2 separate regions of the Homo sapiens genome follow, and region 1 is linked to region 2. A link is an interaction called in ENCODE POLR2A ChIA-PET data of the cell type or tissue named here. Cell type or tissue: OCI-LY7. All regions are shown on one strand. Each heading gives the region's core, and the rest is flanking DNA. Links, peaks and the distances in the headings are about the cores only.

Region 1 (5,378 bases), core at 322-5,321, 57 kb after region 2:
TGTCCCTTTATTTCTCAAGCTGGCCGACACTTAAGGAAAATGAAAAGAACTTACGTGAATATCGGGGCATGTTCCCCGATAATTATCTTAGGTCACATTTTAGGACACCCAAGGAATCCCCTAGGCTTATGGACATGCTTGTCATCAACCAGCCCTTACACCCCAGCATGTTGTGAGGGTGGTACTGAGGGAACATGGGTGTGAGGAAGAAGGGCAGAGCAAAGCAGATGGGGAGCCCAGGCAGCAGGCAACACATGCCTGCAAAGCAGCTGCGTCCTGGGCCTGAGCCCGCCATGATGCTGTCACTAGAGGGAGAAATTGATCCACCTCCAAGGGCGTCAGGAATGCACTGGCCTAAAACAAGGAAACTGAGGCCCAGAGAGGGGAGAGACTGGCTCCAGGTCACAGAAGTCAAGCCAAGAATGGCTGAGTCCACTGCCATGCTAGTAAGAGTATGAGTGGTCCTCACTATGACCTCAGCACCCTCAATGGTAGGACAGTGACAATACTAGTTCCTCCCTTCTGGTTTAGAAGGGCTTGGCATCTACACCCACTAGATGACAACATCACCTCAGGTGGGCAGAGCTCCACAGTAAAGGCTGGGGCGACAGATGAACCAGAATAGGTGATGACAATGCAGCAATGCAAGAGCCAAGCCATGATGCATCAGCTGAAGGAGGCACCCTGGCTACTTTTTTTTTTTTTTTGTCTGAGACGGAGTCTCGCTCTGTTGCCCAGGCTGGAGTGCAGTGGCACGATCTCGGCTCACTGCAAGCTCCGCCTCCCGGGTTCATGCCATTCTCCTGCCTCAGCCTCCCAAGTAGCTGGGACTACAGGTGCCTGCCACCAAGCCCGGCTAATTTTTTGTATTTTTAGTAGAGACGGGGTTTCACCGTGTTAGCCAGGATGGTCTCGATCTGCTGACCTCGTGATCCGCCTGCCTCAGCCTCCCAAAGTGCTGGGATTACAGGCGTGAGCCACTGCGCCCGGCCCCTGGCTAATATTTTAAAAAAGAAAAGAGAGGCCAGGCACAGTGGCTCACGCCTGTAATCCCAGCACTTTGGGAGGCCGAGGCAGGCAGATCATGAGGTCAGGAGTTCAAGACCTGCCTAACAGGATGAAACCCTGTCTCTACTAAAAATACAAAAGTTAGCCAGACGTGGTGGTGCACGCCTGTAATCCCAGCTACTCAGGAGGCTCAGGCAGGAGAATCGCTTGAACCCGGGAGGCAGAGGTTGCAGTGAGCAGACATCGCGCCACTGCACTACAGCCTGGGCAACAGAGTGAGACTCCGTCTCAAAAAAAAAAAAAGGAAATAAAAGAGAAAGACAAGAGTAAGGTGTCTGGCAGGGGCAGATAAAGTGGGAATCTCCGCCTACCGGCACCCTCCACAGCATAAAAATAGAGTAGCCAGGGCTAATGCCAGTGCAGTATGAAAGGGGACAGGACAGGCCACACATGGCGCTGTCTTTAAAATGACAAGGTCTGTAATCCTAGCACCTTGCTGGGCCGAGGCAGACTGATTGCCTGAACTCAGGAATTCAAGACCAGCCCGGGCAACATGGTGAAACCCCGCCTCTACTAAAATACAAAAAATTAGCCAGGTGTGGCAGTGTGCACCTATGGTCCCAGCTACTTTGGAGGCTGAGGTAGGAGAGTTGCTTGAACACAGGAGGCAGAGATTGCAGTGAGCCAAGATCACGCCACTGCACTCCAGCCTGGGCGACAGAACGAGACTGTCTCCAAAAAAAAAAAAAAAAAAAAAAAAAAATTGAGAAGGCCTTCAACCAAATGCAACCTGCAGATCCTGCTTGGCTTCTGAAGAAACAAAGTAACTGTAAAATGAAATTTATGAGCCAAACTGGGGAAATCCAAACACTGACTGGACAACAGATGACACTAAAGAATTTTTGTTAGTTTCTTAGGTGTGAAAGTTCAACAATGGTTAAGTTTTGTAAGAAAAGATTCTATTTTCTATTAGCTGGGCATGGTGGCAGGCGCCTATAGTCCCAGCTACTGCGGGGGGGCGGGGGGGAGCTGAGGCAGGAGAATGGTGTGAACCCAGGAGGCGGAGCTTGCAGTAAGCCGAGATCGCGCCATTGTACTCCAGCCTGGGTGACAGAGTGAGACTCCATCTCAAAAAAAAAAAGAAAAGATTCTATTTTCTTAGCAAAACAACTGATATACTTACAGACACAGCTACACAGGATGAACTGCGGTAGAAACAAGACCGGCCACAGCTGCAAACTGCAGGTGCAGGGCAGGAGCATACATGGACTCACTCTATTACTCTCTCCACCTTTGATTATGTGGAAACATCCAACAAAGAAGGTGGCTTTAAAAAATGAGTAAAGGCTGGGCGCGGTGGCTCACGCCTGTAATCCCAGCACTTTGGGAGGCTGAGGCGAGTGGATCATCTGAGGTCAACAGTTTGAGACCAGTCTGACCAACATGGTGAAACCTCATCTCTACTAAAAATACAAAAATTAGCCGGGCGTGGTGGTGGGCTCCTGTAATCCCAGCTACTCGGGAGGCTGAGGCAGGAGAATTGCTTGAACCTGGAAGGCAGAGTTTGCAGTGAGTCGAGATCGTGCCACTGCACTCCACGCTGGGCAACAGAGCTAGACTCTGTCTCAAATAATAATAATAATAATAATAATAATATGAATAAATAAATAAATAAGTAAATAATGAGTAAAGCAGCCAGGCGCAGTGGCTCACGCCTGTAATCCCAGCACTTTGGGAGGCTGAGGCAGGCAGATCACCCGAGGTCAGGAGTTCGAGACCAGCCTGGCTAACATGGAGAAACCTCGTCTCTACTAAAAATACAAAAATTAGCCAGGTGTGGTGGCGCGCACCTGTAATCCCAGCTACTCAGGAGGCTGAGGCATGAGAATCACTTGAACTCGGGAAGCAGAGGTTACAGTGAGCCAAGATCGAGCTACTGTACTCCAGCCTGGGCAACATAACAAGACTCCGTCTCAAAAAAAAAAAAAAAAAGGCTGGGCGTGGTGGCTCATGCCTGTAATCCCAGCACTTTGGGAGGCCAAGGCAGGCGGATCACCTGAGGTCAGGAGTTCGAGACCAGCCTGACCAACATGGAGAAACCCCATCTCTACTAAAAATACAAAAAAAATTAGCCGGGCATGGTGGCACATGCCTATAATCCCAGCTACTAGGGAGGCTGAGGCAGGAGAATCGCTGGAACCTGGGAGGCGGAGGTTGTGGTGAGCCAAGATCGCGCCATTGCACTCCAGCCTGGGCAACAAAAGCGAAACTCCGTCTCAAAAAAAAAAAAGCAAACTATAGATCAGGCGTGGTAGCTCACATCTCTAATCCCAACACTTTGCAGGCCAAGGCGGGAGGATCGCTCAAGCCCAGGAGTTCAAGAGCAGCCTGGGCAACACAGTGAGACCCTGACTCTACCAAAATAAATAAATAATAATAATAATAAATTAAAAAGTAAAAAGCCAACTATAAAAAGCAAACCATGACAATTATTTCATATAGTAACACAACAGTATAAGTTAGAAGTACCACAGAACCTCTGGATCCACAGAAACCTTCCTGTCTTTATCTACTTGAATTAAACCTGCTTTTATGTATCTCAGAGTAGCAACAAACTAACTTTAACAAAAAACAACTATTACAGATGCACAAAGCCTTTCCCCTGTGTTTGATGGTGTCTTGTACACATCACACACTCACAAGGGAAGAAGAGCTGGCAGAGAGAAACACCCAGTGCTCCCCACATTTGTCCTGCGCCATCTACACAGGTCCTATTGACACTGTTCTCTCCACTTTCTGCTGTTCTTAAAGTGAATGTATGATTTTTTAAAACACAGTAGCTTCTAAAAAAGAAGCTGGGCCCCCAGTGACCTCCTCCTAACCCTAACCCTGGCCTGCAATGCTCTGAGGGTGGCAAGGGGAGCCTGCCTGCCACTCAGTCCCCATCTCTCCATCCACCTCCCACAGCAGAGCAGAGCCCAGCTTGGGACAGCAGGGTTTGAGCCCAAGGAGGCAGCTAGGCAGCCACATTGGGCCCTCTCCTGCTCCAGAGTTCGGCTTCAGAGGCCACACTCTGAACACTGGACAACACAGGGTCTAAGGCCAATGCTTTACCTGTCAAAGCCTGCATAGTCCTGGCCAGCCCTGGCCACCAGCCACCACCACCTCAAACAGCTGGTGTACTGTCTGAGAAGAAACCAAATCTTTCTTACCCCCGATGTGTGTAACAGTTTCATCTGGTCCACCTATGTGGGGAAGCAGGTCTGACTGACTGGGGGATGCCCAAAACTGACAAAGAAGAAACTGATCTCCTCCCTCAAAGGAAGGGACTGTGGTCCCTAAGTGACAGGGGAGACCTAGCAGGAATCCTATATGGACCTGGGCCGGATGCTCAGACACAAGGGCACAGGGACACCACTCCCTGACCTTGGGGGCTCACAGAGCACTGGGCCAAGGTAACAGGCATCATCATTAACCTATCACGGCCCAGACAGGCAGCGGCTCATCCAGGGCCGCAAGCTCCTGGGAGACCAGGCAGGGCCCAGACTCCCCCTGTGGAGTCAGTATGGAGTTCACAGGGACAGACATCATATACAGTCGGTCCTGCTCAGGTGGTGCCAGGCACCCCCAGGGGCCCAGGGGCTCCCAGCACTGGGCCTGGCCTTCCTCTGGATCCACCTGCTAAGCCACAAAGCATGCTCGCTTGGCATCCCCAAAGACGAGCTGCTCCATCACAGCTGTGCCTGCCTTGAATCCCATGGAGGGTGGCCAGGTCCACGCCTCCACATGCTGGCAGGGCTGGCCTGGAGCACACCATCCGCATGCCTAGGGCTGGGCAGATTCCCTGGCCAGGTCCCAGGATGATTGAGATACACAAGTGCCCAGTCGCCAGGCCCTACAGGAAGAAACAGCACCAGGGCTCGATGTGGGAGTTTCAGACATTTTTAAAAGTGTAAGGGTCCCTAAAGATTCCTTCATGACCCCCTGCCCCATATTCTAAAAGTGGGGAAAGAGAGGCCCAGCGGGGAGAGAATTGCCCAACAATTAGTGACAACAGTGTAGCCACATGGTCATCATCTTTGGATGCCTATAGCTGCCTCTCCCCAACTGTCAGACCCATCTGTGCTTCAGGTATTCACAGGGCCCCAGCTCCCACCCAAGCCAGGCTTCCTCATACCAACAGCAGACCACTGCCACCACCCAGCCCCCTGAAAGGCCCTTGGGTCTCCCAGAGCCTCCTTGCTCCCAACAGCCTTCTGTTCAGAAATGGACACAACAATGTTCTCAGGGGTTATCAGACGAATGGGAGAATCCCACACTTGCTTTAACCAAGACCAGGACTTTTCCTGCTCTGGAAGCAAACAATCAAA
Region 2 (5,378 bases), core at 171-5,170:
AATCTGTGAGCTCTGAGATTCTTTCCTCAGGTTGGTCTATTCTGCTGTTAATACTTCTGATTGTATTATGAACTTATAGCAAGTTTTTCAGCTCTAGATCAGTTTGATTCTTTCTAAAATGGCTATTTCATCTTTCAGCTCTTGTATGATTTTGTTGGATTCCTTAGATTCCTTGGATTGGCTTTCACCTTCCTCCTGAATCTCAATGATCTTTATTGCCATCCAGATTCTGAATTCTATGTCATTTCAGCTATTTCAGTCTGACTAAGGACCATTGCTGGGGATCTAATATGGTTGTTTGGAGTTAAGAAGACGTTCTGGCTGTTAGAGTTGCCAGAGTTCTTCCACTGGTTCTTTCTCATCTGTGTGGGGTGATGTTCACTTAATGTTTGAAGCTGCTGTCCTTTGAATGGAGCTTTTTGCTTTTATATTCTTTGATGTGCTTGAGGGTTGAACTATGGTATAAGTTGGGTTTAGTCAATTGGCTTTGTTTCTGGATGATTTCATGGGGCCAAGACTCAGCTCTGCACTCCCAGGCTGAGTGCTCTAAACCTGGGGGTGCTGGGACCAGACCTGCAGCCTTTTTCTCTGGCCCCACTAGGTTAAGAATCTGCTGCACTGGTGGGGCTGAGGTTTTCCCAGTCTCCTGCCAAAAACACCCTTATGGAGGGGGGCTGGCAAAAGTGATTCCATGGGGCACTGATGGGGTGACAGGGGTCCCCACATGTGCACACTAGAGGCAGGGCAGTGGTGGGTCTCACACACATGCACCAGTAGCATGTCCCACTTGTGGCATGCATATTTTTCAGGATTTTCCATGTACAGCTGACCCTTGAACAATGCAGAAGTTAGGGATGCCAACCCCTGCCCCTGCAATCAAGTTAAAAATCCACATACAACTTTTGACTCCTCGAAATCTTAACTGGAAGCCTTAATGATAATATAAACAGTTGATTAACACATATTTTCTGTTATATGTGTCATATGCTGTATTCTTACAATAAAGTGATCTAGAGAAAAGAAAATGTTATTAAGGTTATAAAGAAAATACATTTATAGTAATGTATAATATTTATCAATACCATAAGTTTACAATGTCTGTTTGCAAGATGAAGCATTATGGTGGGCAACTGCAATCGCAGACCTCAATCTATAGTACATATTAAGCAATTCAACTTTTTCTTGTAACGTCATGACTTTTCTCTGCTTCTTGGGAGAACTTTCAGCATCATTGGTGGCATTTCATATGGGTCTCAAGGTGTTATTCAAGGTTTATGGTATTGGACCAAACATGATGAAAAATATGTGAAATATGTGAAAACTGTGAAAGACCACTTTTTTCTCTGATACTTTACTGGAGAGATGAACTGCTCACACAGAGGTGATTAGCATCAGATGGCATTTTAAGCAGACAATCAAAACACATAAGTTCACTGCAATAGAAAGGGAGGTGGCTATGAAATTATTACAATAGTACAGTATGCACTACAGTTAATCTTATGCCATTATGATTTAATACTGCATCTTTAAGTTTGTTTATATTTCTCTTGACTGAATGACACCATGTACAGTCTTTGTGTGCATACGTTTTGGTAAAGTTTATGTTTGTGTATATTTTATGGTAGTCAATTATAAAATAAACTAATATCAGCATATATTTTAGGCATTCATGACATATCTTTTACTTAAGTTTTTCAATATTTCTAAACTACATGGTCTGCCTGTGAGATTTTGCAAATTGTCACAAATCACCAAAAAAATTTTCCAATATATTTATTGAAAAACATCCATGTATTGTGGCCAGGCTCAGTGGCTCATGTCGGTAATCCCAACACTTTGGGAGGCTTAGGCAGGTGGATCGCTTAAGCTCAGGAGTTCAAGACCAGCCTGGGCAACATGGTGAAACCCCATCTCTTCAAAAAAATACAAAAACTAGCTGGGCACGGTGGCGTGGGCCTGTAGAGACTCAGGAGGCTGAGGCAGGAGGATGGCTTGAGCCCAGGAGATGGAGGTTGCAGTGAGCCGAGATTGTGCCACTGTACTATAGCCTAGGCGAAAGAGCCAACCCTGTCTCAAAAAAAAAAAAAAAAAAAAGCAAGCCAGGCACAGTGACTCAGGCCTGTAATCCCAGCAGTTTAAGAGTCTGAGGCAGGTGGATCACTTGAGGCCAGGAGTTCGAGGCAAGCTTGGGCAACGTGGTGAAACCCTGCCTCTACAAAAAATACAAAAATTAGCCAGGCATGGTGGCATACACCTGTGGTCCCAACTACTCAGGAGGCTGAGGTGTAAGAATCACTTGAGCCTGGGAGGCAGAGGTTGCAGTGAGCTGTGATTATGCCACTGTACTACAGCCTGCGTGACAAAATGAGACCCTGTCTCAAAAAAAAAAAAAAAAAAAGTCACTGCCATTCCCCAGGTCATTTAGATTTTCTATATTTTCTAAGAGTTGTACAGTTCTGCATTTTGCATTTAGGTCTGTAATCCATGTTGAGTAATTCTTTATGAAGAATATGAGGTCTTTGCCTAAAATCATTTTTTGCATGTGGAAGACCAGTTGTTCCAGCACCATTTGTTAAAAAGATTGTCTTTTCTCTTCTATACTTCCTTTGTTCCTTTCTCAAAGATCAGTTGACTATAGTTGTGTGGGTCTATTTCTAGGCTCTCTATTCTGTTTGTCTATGCTTTTGCCAATACCACACTGACCATTCTATCTTGATTACTGTAGTTTTATAGTCTTTAAGACATGTAGTATCAGGCCTTTAGCTTTGTTCCTCTCCTTCAATATTGAGTTGTCTATTCTCTCCATATGAACTTTAGAATTAGTGCGTCAATATCCACAAAATAACTTGCTCTGATTTTGATTGGGATTATATTGATTGTACAAATCAAGTTAAAGATTGACATTGTGACAATACTGAGTATTCCTACCAATGAATACAAAAGATCTGTATTTTTTTCTGATTTCTTTAATCAGTTTTCTAGTTTTCCTCATATAGATCTTTCCTCATATAGATCTAACATATTTTGTTAGATTTATACCTAATTATTTCATTTGGGGGGATAGTAATGTAAATGGTGTTATGTTTTTAATTGCAAATTCCACTTGTCCATTGCTGGTATATAGGAAAGCAATTGATTTTTATATACCTTGTATCCTACTGTTGGCCTATAATTGCTTATTAGTTCCAGGGGGTTTTTGTTGTTGTTTATTCTTTCAGATTTTCTATATAAACAATTATGTCATCTGCATATGACAGTTTTATTTCTTCCTTCTCAATCTGGATACCATTTATTTACTTATTGTTTATTTATTTGTTGAGACAGGGTCACCCAGGCTGAAGTGCAATGGTGGGACTACAGGTGCGTGCCACCATGCCCAGATAATTTTTGTATCTTTTGTAGAGACAGGGTTTCACTATGCTGCCCAGGCTGGTCTCGAATTCCTGGGTTGAAGCAATCTGCCCAAACTACTGTGATTACAGGCATGAGCCAGTGTCCCCAGCCCCTCTCCCCCTTTTTTGGGTCTTACCACATTAGCTAGGATTTCCAGTAGAATACTGAAAAGAACTGGTGACAGGGGACATCCTTGCCTTTGTTCCTCATCTTAATGGGAAAACTTGAGGTCTCTCACCATTAATTATGATGTTAGTTGTATTTTGCTGATGTTCTTTTTATGAAATTGAAGAAGTTCCCCTCTATTCCTAGTTTGCTGAGAGTTTTTCTTTTTAATCATAAATGGGGTTGGATTTTGTCAAATGCCTTTTCTGCATTTATTGATAGGATAGGGTGATTTTTCTTCTTTACCCTGTTTATGTGATGGATTACATGAATTGATTTTCCAATTTTGATACAGCTTTGCATACCTGGGATAAATTCCCCTTGGTCATAGAGCATAATTCTTTTTACACATTTTTGGATTTGATTTGCTAATATTTTGTTGAGGACTTTTGCATCTTTGTTCATTAGAAATACTGGTTTGTCCTTTTCTTTTCTGTTAATGTCTTTGTCTGGTTTTGGTAATAGGACAATGCTGGCTTCATAGAAAGTGTTAGGAAGTTTCCCCTCTGTTTCTATCTTCTGGAACAGACTGTAGAGGATTGGTATAATTTTTTCCTTAAATGTGTGGTAGATGCCAGGCGTGGTGGCTCACGCCTGTAATCCCAACACTTTGAGAGGCCAAGACGGGCAGATCAGTTGAGGTCAGGAGTTTGAGACCAGCCTGGCCCAACATGGTGAAACGCTGTCTCTACTAAAAATACAAAAATTAGCCGGGCGTGGTGGTGTGTGCCTATAATCCCAGCTACTCAGGAAGCTGAGGCAGGAGAATTACTTGAACCCAGGAGGTGGAGGTTCTAGTGAGCCGAGATCGCGCCACTGCACTCCAGCCTGGGCATAAAGAGCGAAACTCCGTCTCAAAAAAAAAAAAAGTGTGGTAGAATTCACTGGTAAACCCATGTGGGCCTTGCACTTATGTTCTGAAAGTTATTGATTACTGATTTAATTTTTTTAATAGATATAGGCCCATTATCTATTTCTTCTTGTGTTCTGGCAGATTCAGTCTTTCAAAAAATGGGTCTATTTCATGTAGGTTATTGAATTTGTGGGCACAGACTTGTTCATAGTATTCCTTTATTATTCTTTTGATGTCCATGTGATCTGCAGGGATGTCCCCTTGTTCATTTCTGACATTTGTAGTTTGTCTTTTTTCTCAATTAGCTTGAATAGAAGTTTTCCATTTAAAAAAAATTTTTACCAGCCAGGTGCGGTGGCTCACGCCGGTAACCCCAGCACTCTGGGAGGCTGAGGCGGGCGGATCACAAGGTCAGGAGATCGAGACCATCCTGGCTGACACGGTGAAACCCCATCTTTACTAAAAAAAAAAAAAAAAAAAAAAAAAAAAAAATTAGCCAGGCATAGTGGCGGGCGCCTTTAGTCCCAGCTACTGGGTAGGCTGAGGCAGGAAAATGGCATGAACCCAGGAGGCGGAGCTTGCAGTGAGTCGAGATCATGCGACTGCACTCCAGCCTGGTTGACAGAACGAGACTCTCAAAAAAAAAAAATCTTTTCAAAGAGCTAACTTTGGGTCTCATTGATTTTTTTTTCCTGTTTCCAATTTCATTGATTTCTGCTCTACTTTTTCTTTTCTTCTGCTTACCATAGATCTAAAATTGTTCTTTTCCTACCTTCCTAAAGTAGGTGTGTATTCATTTTACATCTTTTTTCTTTTCTTTTCTTTTCTTTTTGTTTTTTTTGAGATGGAGTCTCGCTCTGTCACCCAGGCTGGAGTGCAGTGGCGCAATCTCGGCTCACTGCAAGCTCCAACTCCCAGGTTCACACCATTCTCCTGCCTCAGCCTCCCGAGTAGCTGGGACTACAGG

The links. ChIA-PET counts read pairs that join two places held together with the same protein. Peaks named below come from ENCODE experiments on the same cell type or tissue, not always from the same donor. Only the 100,000 strongest peaks of a DNase experiment are listed, where the experiment ranks them.
Region 1: POLR2A ChIA-PET joins it to region 2 with 5 read pairs; 8 of 35 experiments call an interaction of 5 or more read pairs at or near these places.

What each region holds. Positions count from the first base shown.
Region 1 is chr9:92,755,569-92,760,946 of GRCh38, forward strand. All of the region lies in intron 1 of BICD2 (BICD cargo adaptor 2), which reads right to left. Among named protein-coding and RNA genes, the nearest start is that of BICD2, 6.6 kb to the right of the region's middle. In OCI-LY7, for the core only: no CTCF peak of the experiment used is centred there; a DNase peak (open chromatin) is centred at 2,233; H3K4me3 peaks cover 781 bases; H3K27ac peaks cover 3,119 bases.
Region 2 is chr9:92,698,250-92,703,627 of GRCh38, forward strand. No RefSeq gene overlaps it. Among named protein-coding and RNA genes, the nearest start is that of IPPK, 31 kb to the left of the region's middle. RefSeq lists an enhancer at 1-83. In OCI-LY7, for the core only: no CTCF peak of the experiment used is centred there; no DNase peak of the experiment used is centred there.